Regions from separate parts of the Homo sapiens genome. Here region 1 is linked to region 2. Evidence: chromatin contacts called from ENCODE Hi-C or POLR2A ChIA-PET data. All regions are on one chromosome and are shown on one strand. Each heading gives the region's core, a stretch centred on a gene start or an enhancer-like site at or near the end of the contact. The rest is flanking DNA. Distances are from core to core; before and after follow the strand shown. Region 1 overlaps VPS13D (vacuolar protein sorting 13 homolog D). Region 2 has its middle 15 kb from the start of MIR6730.

Region 1 (5,111 bases), core at 220-2,719, 160 kb after region 2:
CCTCCCCACGCGAAAACTGCTGAAGTCTTCCAGAAACTTCATAGAGTTGAAAGAAGAAATACCTGTCTATATACCATAAGGTCTCAGATCCCAAGCTATTCCCTCGGCCATGTCCTTTCCTTTCTTAGTTTATCCTGCACTAAACAAAACTGTCTGGAATTCATTCTTTAAAGGTTTATTTATGGTACATAGAGACTGTTTATGTGAAGCAGGGTATTTGCCTATTTCCCTCTTGGGACAATGTTTAAAACTACAGGGATATTTCCCTCTCTGGCACTTTCTGAAATACAATTAACAATACTGGATCTTTTTTCCTTTTAACAAATCTGGTTTTTATTTAGGGAGGGGAGGAAAAAAGTAAAGGGTCTGAAGTTTCCCAACAAATTATTTCAAGCCTTTGAGAAGACAGTTTTAGGCTTTTTAAATAGTGTCTTTGTTCGAAACTCCCCCTAACCCCCACCCTCTCACTCTGACCATTAAAATGTGGGTTTTCTTCCAAACTAGATTGCTCAATTAAAGCCCTTCTTTTGTAATACCCCAATGCTCTAAATGGAAAAAGGACTGCTGTAGGCCACCTCATGAAACCGTTTAAAGGCTCCTGGCCTCTTTTGATCTTTAAAAAAAGCCAAAAACACGTATAAACTACCTGGCATTTTCAGTATCACTCGGCCACTTTCTAACACGCAAACTTGAGAGAATGGAGAGAATGGGGAGTCAGGCAGGAATGCTGTGCTTTGGTCTCTGCATTTGTGAAATGGGACTATTATCTCCCCATTCTTCCACCGCAGAGTAAGGAATCCAATTGAGATAGCAGATGTGAAACTGCTTTCAGTCCTTTTGAACAGACACTATATCTGGCAACAATGTACCCTCAGTGTAAACCTGAAGAGACTTCCCTCTGAGATTTCTGACAGTCTCACTTCTGGCCTGGAGTCAGAAGAATCAAGATAATTATTCCTTCAATACCAAAGACGTGGTTTACCTTTTAGTCAGGCTCTCGTGACTCCTGTTCAGGGACAGGACTCCATTTTCTAAGCACACACTTTTAGCCATTATATATTCATCTAAAAGAGCATAGTACCCTTCTAAGAGCTACTAATAAAGGCATATTACTCTGTTAGAAAACTCTTTGAATAAATGACATTATTTTATGAGTCCCAGACTCCACTAGGAGACTCAAGACACAGTAAAATGTGACTCCCACAAGCTGAGAATTTAACTCTTTAGTCCCAATTCCCCGCACCCTGCTGGAAACATTAACTTACTACACTCGGCGTGCCCCCTACACACCTCATCACATGGCTGCTCCATGTAATTGTTTCACAATGATTTGAAAAATGCCCTGAAAATGTTCCTTCAATTCAGTGCCAGATGAAACATTCAACTGAAATGATTTCGTTGATTGTATGCCGAGCGCACACACAACCATCATGTAACTGGGGGGGGCTGGAGCTACTTCAACTGCAGAAAATCAGACTGCTTTTCTCAGTCTGGGGAGTTTTCTGCTGGGAGCAATTTGAAGGGAATAGTGAGGTGTCTGTGTTTCTTAGTAAGATGATTTTAAAAACAAGAAGTCCTCAACCCTCAGGAAATGCTTCACATTGGTTTGCTGGGCAAGTGCCAAGTGCTCTGGGTGAATATATACTTTATCAAACAAACCCATTCCAAAGGTCACACAAGTCAAGTGGATACTTGTGGATATTAACAAGATAGTGGTTTTCCCATGGTTTTCCCCTCACTCCCATGCTAACTATAAGTATCTTTAATCTCCTGGGAAACATGAAATTAAAGCGAATGAAGCAGACAGGGCAGTGAGTGAAGGGCACGCTGCACTCTTCCAGAGATGGCTGCAAGAGCCATTCCTGCTCCAGGTCCCCACCAGCACTCCCTGTGGCTTGGCCCCAGTTTGCCACCCCAATGCTGTCACCCTTGCCCTACCCTTACCCAAATGTGATCTGATGTTGACCAGACTACTGTCTCATTACCTGTGTGTCAATTTTAGAAGCTGTGAGTTGGCAGACACGGCCACATGAGGCCCACACATGTGTTTTGTTAGGCCCACAAGGTTTAAAAAAACCAAAAAACTTGAATTGGTTGCCAATGTTTAAAAACCAGGAGATTCCACATAAAAATCCAGATTTCCGGTTTCTCTTTAAAAATCTGAAGATCTGGCAACACCAGGTTCACATTCCTCCATGACAGCAAGCGGCTGGAGCGGGTTGTGGCGGCCCCTTCAGATGGAGCAGGCACTCCTGGTTGGGCAGACACGACACCACCCCGGTGTGCAGCTCCACTCGCTGCATCGCCAGCGCAGCTCCTGCGGGCATCTACGTTAGGACCCTAGACTTACTTCTTATCTGCTCATATCTCTAGCTGTTTCTGCGCAGCAAGATGACTATCTTGTAGCATCTTAGAGGAGGCAGCATGGGGCAGTGAGAAGAGTCCTCGACTGGTGGTTAGTAGGAAGATGGAGGTCTTGAGTATTATCTTTAAGTGCAACAGAATGAAAAACCAGAACCAATGGGTCCAAGCTGCAGGGGGCTGACTTTGACTCAAACTAAGGAAAGACTTTCTAACACCCCTGGATCCACTCCTGCTCCTATCACTTCCTAGCCACACAGCCTTGACTGACAAAACACTTTGAACTTCAATTTCCCTGTCTACCAAGCAAGTACATCACTGAGGACTCACAGGTCTAAAATTCTCTGGTTCCTTATGTTCTATGGGGAAGCATAGTATAGTGAAAAAAAAAATAGACTTTAGAGTCAGACAGGCTTGGATTTGAATCCCAGCTTTCTTCCTTGATGAAGATAAACTTTATGGCTGAAAATGAAGACGGTGTTCAGGCTGTGTCTAGTAAGTAGTCATCAAGATGGTCTAAGGGCTTCATCCTGATGTGGTGGTAGAGAAGGCCATATCCCAGTGGGTAAGTGGGCTGAGTCGACTTTAAACACTCCTAGTAGACAATCCTAGTGACAATCATTCAAAAAGAGGTGGATACTTAGGAAGAGAGAAGTAGGAAGGTGAGCAGGCCTCGGGCACAAAAAGAAGATGCTGTCTTGACTGCTTTTTCTCTTGATCCTGGACACAACTTTAGGAAAAAGGCTTTTATCTCACTGAGGTAAGCCAGGAGCTAAACAGAGAGCAAATGGGTTTTACAGAATTATCTGTGAATCTCTTGAGCTACTCCTTGATCTTCGGCAATGTCGTATTTAAGTTTCGTTTTTTTTTTTTTTTTAAAGACAAATACACGTAAGTCAATAAACCTTCTGAAAAAGGAAATCTGTAAAAATAAAATGTCTGCTATGAATGATGATGAGGGACAAAAAAAAAAGCACACACACACACAACAACAAACAACAAATAGTAAACACACTCATTCTTTTCCAAGGAAAAATCATCTAAAAAAATTTACCCAAATAGCAGCTCACCTTAAGATCCAATGGGAGCTTGTTGGAGGTGAACACACTTAGCTTGATCTGAGGAATGCTGATTTTGAGATTTTCAAAGTAGTATCGAATTGGTGTTCCACCTTGCTCAGCTGTCTTTTCATGGAGGTTTTCATCATATTTTTCCACCTCTGGTACAAAGGAAGAATTAAAAAAACAAAAAAGAATTTCTTAGTCTCATGATCCACAGAATCCACTTTGTATTCACATAGAAAAAAATCATCAAAAAAAGGAAACCATCTATCACTCTCGATTTAGTTTGTGAGGGTACAGTGACGTGTATAGTATTCTGATGCCATTCTTTGTAAGAGTAGATCTGTTTTGTGTTGTTTATCAAAAAAGAAGACTAGCATGTTAACTTGTGACTCCATACCATCCAACAGATGTCATCTTTGGAAAAAATCATCCAGATGGAAAAGCCAAAGGCCACAGGTGTATTTGTTAGCAATGTTATTATCAATGACCCAGATTATCTAAATTTATTTTCCTAGGATCATATCCAAATAAGGTCTTGGAGTGCAGTGTAACTGAATCAAAATGGATATCACCAATTCACGAATCTGAGTGAAACATAAATGCCTGAAAAAGAATCAGGCTGCGGGCTGTAAAGACGTAATATCACTACAAGCAGCGCCCTGTCTCCCAAATGGTGGACATCCATTTAAATAGGACAATCAAGGCAGATTTTTTACTTGCCATCTCATGAAATAAAAGGAGTAGCAGGAGTAGCATGGGCTACAACACAGCAATGTGCTCTTTGCACTTGATGCTGTATGCACATCCAACTGGGCAGCATATTTTGCCTTGGCTTCACGTGCCTTGGAAATAAAACCAGAGAGCTGGCACATACCTACTTATCAAACACATTTATGTTGTAAGCTATCATCAGTGCTACTTACAGAAAAATGATACTGCAACAGAGACCTGCCCATTTATGCTGAGGAAGCAGAAACAGCTACAGACAGGATGGCAGGTACTTTAAGGAGCAGCAGGACTGGGCTTGTGGACCTGAGGGCTGCATGCTGCCTCTGTCCCATCCCATCAGCACTGGTGACAACATACCAAAAACATGGGAAGCAACCCCTTAGTCAGCTCCCACTTCAGTGAAAGGCAGGCAAGGATTTTACAAAAGTCTAAATCCATGCTTGAGGAGAAATTTATTACAGCAACTTATAAGAAAATTTACAAGAAAAGCATGTCGAATCAAATTTAAAGTAAAACTTCCCAGGAAGGTACCAAAACAGAATGGATACCTGGCAGGCAGGCTCCCAAGTGGCTGTCTGAATACAAATAAACACTGGCGTTCCAACCCAAAGTGGAAAACACAGCATTAAACAGACAGGATCTTGCTCTTGATCCCAAATACTCTTAAAGCTTAAATTCTAAATCTGGGATAAAAAGAACAAAAATATTTTTCTTGCATTGTGTGTATGTATGTACATGTGTACACACATTCCCAGTGATTTTTTTCTCTAGCCAACATGGGCAGATAAACATAAAAGCCTCTTTCTTATCATTTCTTCAGGCTCAATATTTAGTTTAGGCTTCAAAAGACTGAGTATTACTGACTTTTTTCTAAGCTGTATACACAGCCATGAAAAGCCCATCTAAGAGCGGAAGGAAAGGCTGTGATGAGGAATCGAAAAGAAGCAACAGCTCAAT
Region 2 (5,625 bases), core at 676-3,175:
CGGCCAAAATGACCTAGTAGAGATGCCCCCTGCTTCCTCCAGGGTGCACGCTCCCTGCTGCCACAAGCTTAATAAACCTCACCTTGGGCAGTGGGGAAGAAAGTGGGCCATGTCATTTCATAGCAAGTAAACTCCATTCCACACAGCTCTTGCAGATGAGTGCCAGGGTGGCAGGAGGGGAGCAGGCAAGGTCCCCGGGAGGTGAAGGAGGTCACAGCCCTCTGACCCAACCCAGAAGCTTCCCCAAGAGTTACATAAAGTCTTAACCTACATGCAAACCTCAGGCTGAAACCTCCCAGCTTAGAGAATATTAGACATAGCTCAGGTGATCATCAGTCTGGTCTATGTGCAGAAATGCCAAGTCACGATTATAGCCATGCTTTTTTTCTTCTTCTCTTTTTTTTTTTTTTAAACATGGGAACTTGCTCTGTCACCCAGGCTGGAGTGTGGAGTGGAATGGCACAATCACGGCTCACTGCAGCCTCAACCTCCTGGGCTCAAACAATCCTCCACCTCAGCCTCCGGAGTTGCTGGGACTACAGGTGCATGCCACCACGCCCAACTGTTTTCTTTTTATTTTTCGTAAAGACAGAGGTCTTGCTATGTTGTCCAGGCTGGTCTTGAACCCCTAGGCTCAAGCAATCCTCCTCCCTCAGCCTCCCAAAGTGCTGGGATTACTGGAATGAGCTACCACGCCCGGCCTGTAGCCACTCTTGAATGAGTACCTAGAATGGAGGTCAGTCCCCAGGCATAACATTTTAACTCTTCATTATCCATGCCACTTGGCAGCAGCTGAAGACCAAAAAAACACAACTCCGAGACCGCTCTGGAGACTTCCAACAGCCTTGATGTGGCGCAGCCAGAATGTGACGCCCAAATCTCAGTGGCTTCCAACAATGAAGGTTTCTGCCTTATTACTGCTACTAGTCCTTCAAGAATGGCTACAGGTGTGCTCCGTGTCATCTTCGCTCTGAAACTCAGGCTGACCAGGGGGCCTCAGGGAGGATGTCTTATGGCACAGGGTAGACATACCTGGTGAACTGTGCACTGGCTCTTGAAGTTTCCACCTGGAAACAACACTGTCACTTCTGCTCACATTTCATTAGCTGGAACAGGGCACGTGGTGGAGCCGCTATTAACATAGCAGGAAATACAATCCCGCGTGGAGGAGTAGTCGTTAGTTCTGAACCAGGCTCTGCCATGCCAGGGAAGAAGACATCATGAGCAAAAATTAAAATATAGGTTGAGGACAGAGGGAAGCAGCTGTATGGCTTCCAACTGCAAGCCCAAGGACACAGTGACTTTTGGGAGGGCACAGGAGGTGCTAAGCAGAGCCCTAAAGAGGCAACTGTCAGTGTTCATCTCACGCTAAACTTATTTAGGTCCTCACTCTGTTGCCCAGGCTGGAGTGCAGTGGCCCGATCATGGCCACTGCAGCCTCCACCTCCCAGGCTCAAGCAATCCTCCCACCTCAGCCTCTCGAGTAGCTGAGATTACAGGCATGTGCCACCACGCCTGGCTCACTTCATCATTTTTTTGTAAAGATAGGGTCTCGCTATGTTGCCCAGGCTAGTCTGGAATTCCTGGCTTAAGCAACCCTTCTGCCTTGACTTCCCAAAGGAGTGCAACAAGGATCCCTAAAGTCTGATTGGACTCTGGGAGTTGCAAGCCCCGCCAGCCCTCCCCAGTTGCATTGAGAACCAATCGCTGTGTTAGCAGAGTGGGACCCTGGCGTCCCAGAGCCCCAGGGGCTCAGAAGGGCAGGGCCTGGTCCCACCCCACCCCCTCCCTCTCAGCCAGGAGCTTTCAGTCTTTTTCTGGATCTTTTCCCAGAGGAACCAAAAGAAAAAGCACTGGGCAGAATCCCAGGAGGCCCCATTCTGGTCCCTCTCCCAGATGGTTTAGCACTCAGAGAGCCTTGAGAGTGAGCGTGGAGAGCTAATTCTGTCCTTAGCTTGGCCATGCAAAGAAGAGTGACAAGTGCCAAACCCCCAAGGGGCAGGATGGGGCAGGCCAACCCTGGGAAGAGGACTTGGGTCCTGGGAAATAACCTCATTGCCATGCTTAGGGTTCCTCCCCATCCCCAAGGAAAACCAGATTGGAGGTAGGGATCCAGCCCAGGGAGGCAGCAGACCCAAGCCCCATGCTGGCACCATTCCAGGGGCTTGGACTATCCGGCCTGGTGAATGGTCAGGAATTGAGTCTGTGGCCACTGCCCTGCTCCCAGGGGACAGAATGCTTTGACAAATGGACTTTCTTCTTCTTGAGCCAAACTGATGTCCGGGAGGGACCAGGGTGACAGAAAGCTCCTGGGCTGATCACACGGACAGCTCTGCCTGATGAGGCAGACAGCCCTTGCCCCTGGGGATGTCCCAGTTCAGTGGGGATCAAAAAAGGAGCCAGGTCACAAATACACGAACCCCACTGCCCCAGTCCTAATCAGCACAGAGGGAAGAAGATGGTTGTGGTTTGTGGACAAGAGGGTCATCTACGGTGAGAAGCAACCCCCACCCACCACAGCACATCTGGGACTTCTGACCCTGAGGGGTCTTCTCTGATATTCAGGAGAGGCCTTCCAGGGGAAGCAGGTCTGTGATAAGAACCCAGAGGTCTATGCCTGTGAAGAGGGCTTCTATATATGGGCACCCCTCACTTGAGGAAAAGCCAGGAGGTGACAAATGTCCCTTGTATTAGTTCATTCTCACACTGCTATAAAGAACTACCCAAGACTGGGTAATTTATAAAGAAAAGAGGTTTAATTGGCTCCTGGTTCCACAGGCTGTACAGGAAGCATGGCTGGGGAGGCCTCAGGAACATTAACCTCAGGAATCATGGCAGAAGGCAAAGGGGAAGCAATCACATCTTCACATGGCCAGCAGGAGAGAGACAGAAGGGGAGAATGCCACACACTTTTAAACAACGAGAGCTCATGAGAACTTACCCACTATCACAAGAATAGGGAGGGAGAAATCCGCCCTCATGATTCGATCACCTCCCACCAGGTCCCTCCCCCAACATTGGGGATTACAATTCAACATGAGATTTGAATGGAGACACAGAGCCAAAACATATGATTCCATCCCTGGCCCCTCCCAAATCTTATGTCTTTCTCACATTTCAAAACCAATTATGCCTTTCCAACAGTCTCCCAAAGTCTTAACTCATTCCAGCATTAGCTCAAAAGTCCAAATCCAAAGTCTCATCTGAGACAAGGCAAGTCCCTTCTGCCTATGAGCCTGTAAATCAAAACAAGTTAGTTACTTCCATGATACAATGGAGGTACAGGCATTGGGTAAATGCTCCCATTCCAAAGGGGAGAAATTGGCCAAAATAAAGGGGCTACAGACCCCACACAAGTCCAAAACCCAGCTGGGCAGTCATTAAATCTTAAAGTTCCAAAATAATCTCCTTTGACTCCATGTATCACATCCAGGCCACGATGACACAAGAAGTAGGTTCCCAAGGCTTTGGGCAGCACCACCCCTGTGGCTCTGCAGAGTACAGGCCCAACAGCTGCTTTCACAAGCTGGTGTTGAGTGCCTATGGCTTTCCAGGCACACAGTGAAAGCTGTTGGTGGATCTACCATTTTGGGGTCAGGAGGACAGTGGCCCTCTTCTCACAGCTCCACTAGGCAGTGCACTAGTGGGGACTCTGTGTGGGGGCTACAACCCCACATTTCCCCTCCGCACTACTATAGTAGAAGTTCTCCATGAGGGCTCCACCCCTCCAGAAGACTTCTCTCTGGACATCCAGGTGTTCCATACATCCTCTGAAATCTAAGTGGAGGCTCCCAAGCCTCAACTCTTGCCCTCTGCGCACCCACAAGCCCAGCACCACGTGAAAGCTGCCAAGGCTTGGGGTTTGCACCCACTGAAGCAATGGCCCAAGCTGTACATTGGCGCCTTTTAGCCACAGCTGGAGCTAGAGCAGCTGGATGCAGGGCATCATGTCCCAAGGCACCAGGGCTCTGGGCCTGGCCCACAAAACCATTTTTCTCTCCTAGGCCTCCAGGCCTATGATGGGAGGGGCTGTGCAAAGGTCTCTGACATGTCCTGGAGGCATTTTCCCCATTATCTTGACTATTAACATTCAGCTCCTCTTTACTTAAGCAAATTTCTACAGCCTTGAATCTCCCCTACACACACACCAAAAAATGGGTTTTCTTTTCTACCACATGGTCAGGCTGCAAATTTTCCTAACTTTTATGTTCTGCTTCCCTTTTAAGTACAAGTTTCAATTTCAGACCATCTCTTTGTGAACACATATGAGCATATGCAGTTAGAAGCAGCTAGGTCACCTCTTGAATGCTTTGCTGCTTGGAAACTTCTTCTGCCAGATACCCTAAATCATCTCTCTCAAGCTCAAAGTTCCACAGATTCCTAGAGCAGGGACACGATGCTGCCAGTCTCTTTGCTAAAGCACAGCAAGAGTGATCTTTCCAATTCCAGTAAGTTCCTCCTCTCCATCTGAGACCACCTCAGCTTAGACTTTACTGTCCATATCACTATCTGCATTTTGGTCACAACCATTCAACAAATCTCTAGGAAGTTCCAAATTTTCCCACATCTTCCTGTTTTCTTCTGGGACCTCCAAACTATTCCAACCTCTGCTTAATACTCAGTTCCAAAGTCGCTTCCACATTTTCAGGTATCTTTATAACAATGGCCCACTCGTCTGGTATCAATTTTAGTGCCATTCTCACACTGCTATAAAGAACTACCTGAGACTAGATAATTTATAAAGAAAAGAGATTTAATTGACTCACCATTCCACAGGCTGTACAAGAGGCATGGTGGGGGAGGCCTCAGGAAATGTACAATCATGGTGGAAGGGTGAAGGGGAAGTAAGCACATATTCACATGGCAGCAGGAGAGAGAGCAAAGAAGGAAGGGGTACACCTTTTTTTTTTTTTAGACAGAGTTTCACTCTGTCACCCAGGCTGGAGTGCAATGGTGCAATCTCAGCTCACTGCAACCTCCGCCTCCCAGGTTCAAGCAATCCTCCTGCCTCAGCCTCCCGAGTAGCTGGGACTACAGGCATGTCACCACTCCTGGCTAATTTTTGTACTTTTTATAGAGAGGTCGTTTCACTATTTTGGCCAGGCTGGTCTCAAACTCCTGATCTTGTGATCCGCCTACCTTGGCCTCCCAAAGTGCTGGGATTACAGGTGTGAACCACCATTCCTGGCCAGGGCTACACACTTTTAAACAACCAGATCTCATGGAAACTCACTCATTATCATGAGAACAGCAAAGGGGAAATCTATCCCCATGATTCAAACACCTCTCACCAGGTCCCACCCCCAAACCTGGGGATTAAAATTCAATATGAGATTTGGGTGGGGACACAGAGCCAAGCCATATCATCCCTCAACCCAAAAGGAAGACTTGGGGACATCCCTGGCATGCTGAGCTCCCTGAGAGTGGGGCTGTCACACTGTGATGTGATTTACTGATATTTGTTACCACACAGCTCTCCATAAATGAGGGCTGTCCACTGTGAACCAGAGGTGGCTCAGACTGGGCCAGGGGGCCACTGCCTCTGAGCTGTACAGGGTCCAGCCCCCACAACCCCCTGAGGCACTCAACTCACAGCAGCCCTGGTGCTTAGATGCCCCTTCCAGG

Evidence for each region. Hi-C counts contacts between places; a loop is a spot of excess contacts on that map. ChIA-PET counts read pairs that join two places held with the same protein, here RNA polymerase II (POLR2A). Pooled maps may share reads with other maps.
Region 1: a pooled map shows a loop between it and region 2 (2.1-fold over the local background). The contact joins two enhancer-like sites. A Hi-C loop is called at or near these places in 1 of 168 maps with a recorded cell type or tissue (PC-3) and 3 of 50 pooled maps. POLR2A ChIA-PET finds 5 or more read pairs at or near these places in 1 of 52 experiments (HEK293).

Annotation. Positions count from the first base shown.
Region 1 is chr1:12,402,294-12,407,404 of GRCh38, reverse strand. It overlaps VPS13D (vacuolar protein sorting 13 homolog D), which reads right to left. Exons shown (of 70, transcript NM_015378.4): 63 at 3,432-3,580. Among named protein-coding and RNA genes, the nearest start is that of SNORA59A, 100 kb to the left of the region's middle. RefSeq lists a silencer at 1,555-1,849. Within about 2 kb of position 1,469, at least 11 of the 41 ENCODE cell types and tissues checked have a DNase peak (open chromatin) inside an H3K27ac peak, as active enhancers do.
Region 2 is chr1:12,561,673-12,567,297 of GRCh38, reverse strand. No RefSeq gene overlaps it. Among named protein-coding and RNA genes, the nearest start is that of MIR6730, 15 kb to the left of the region's middle. Within about 2 kb of position 1,925, at least 6 of the 41 ENCODE cell types and tissues checked have a DNase peak (open chromatin) inside an H3K27ac peak, as active enhancers do.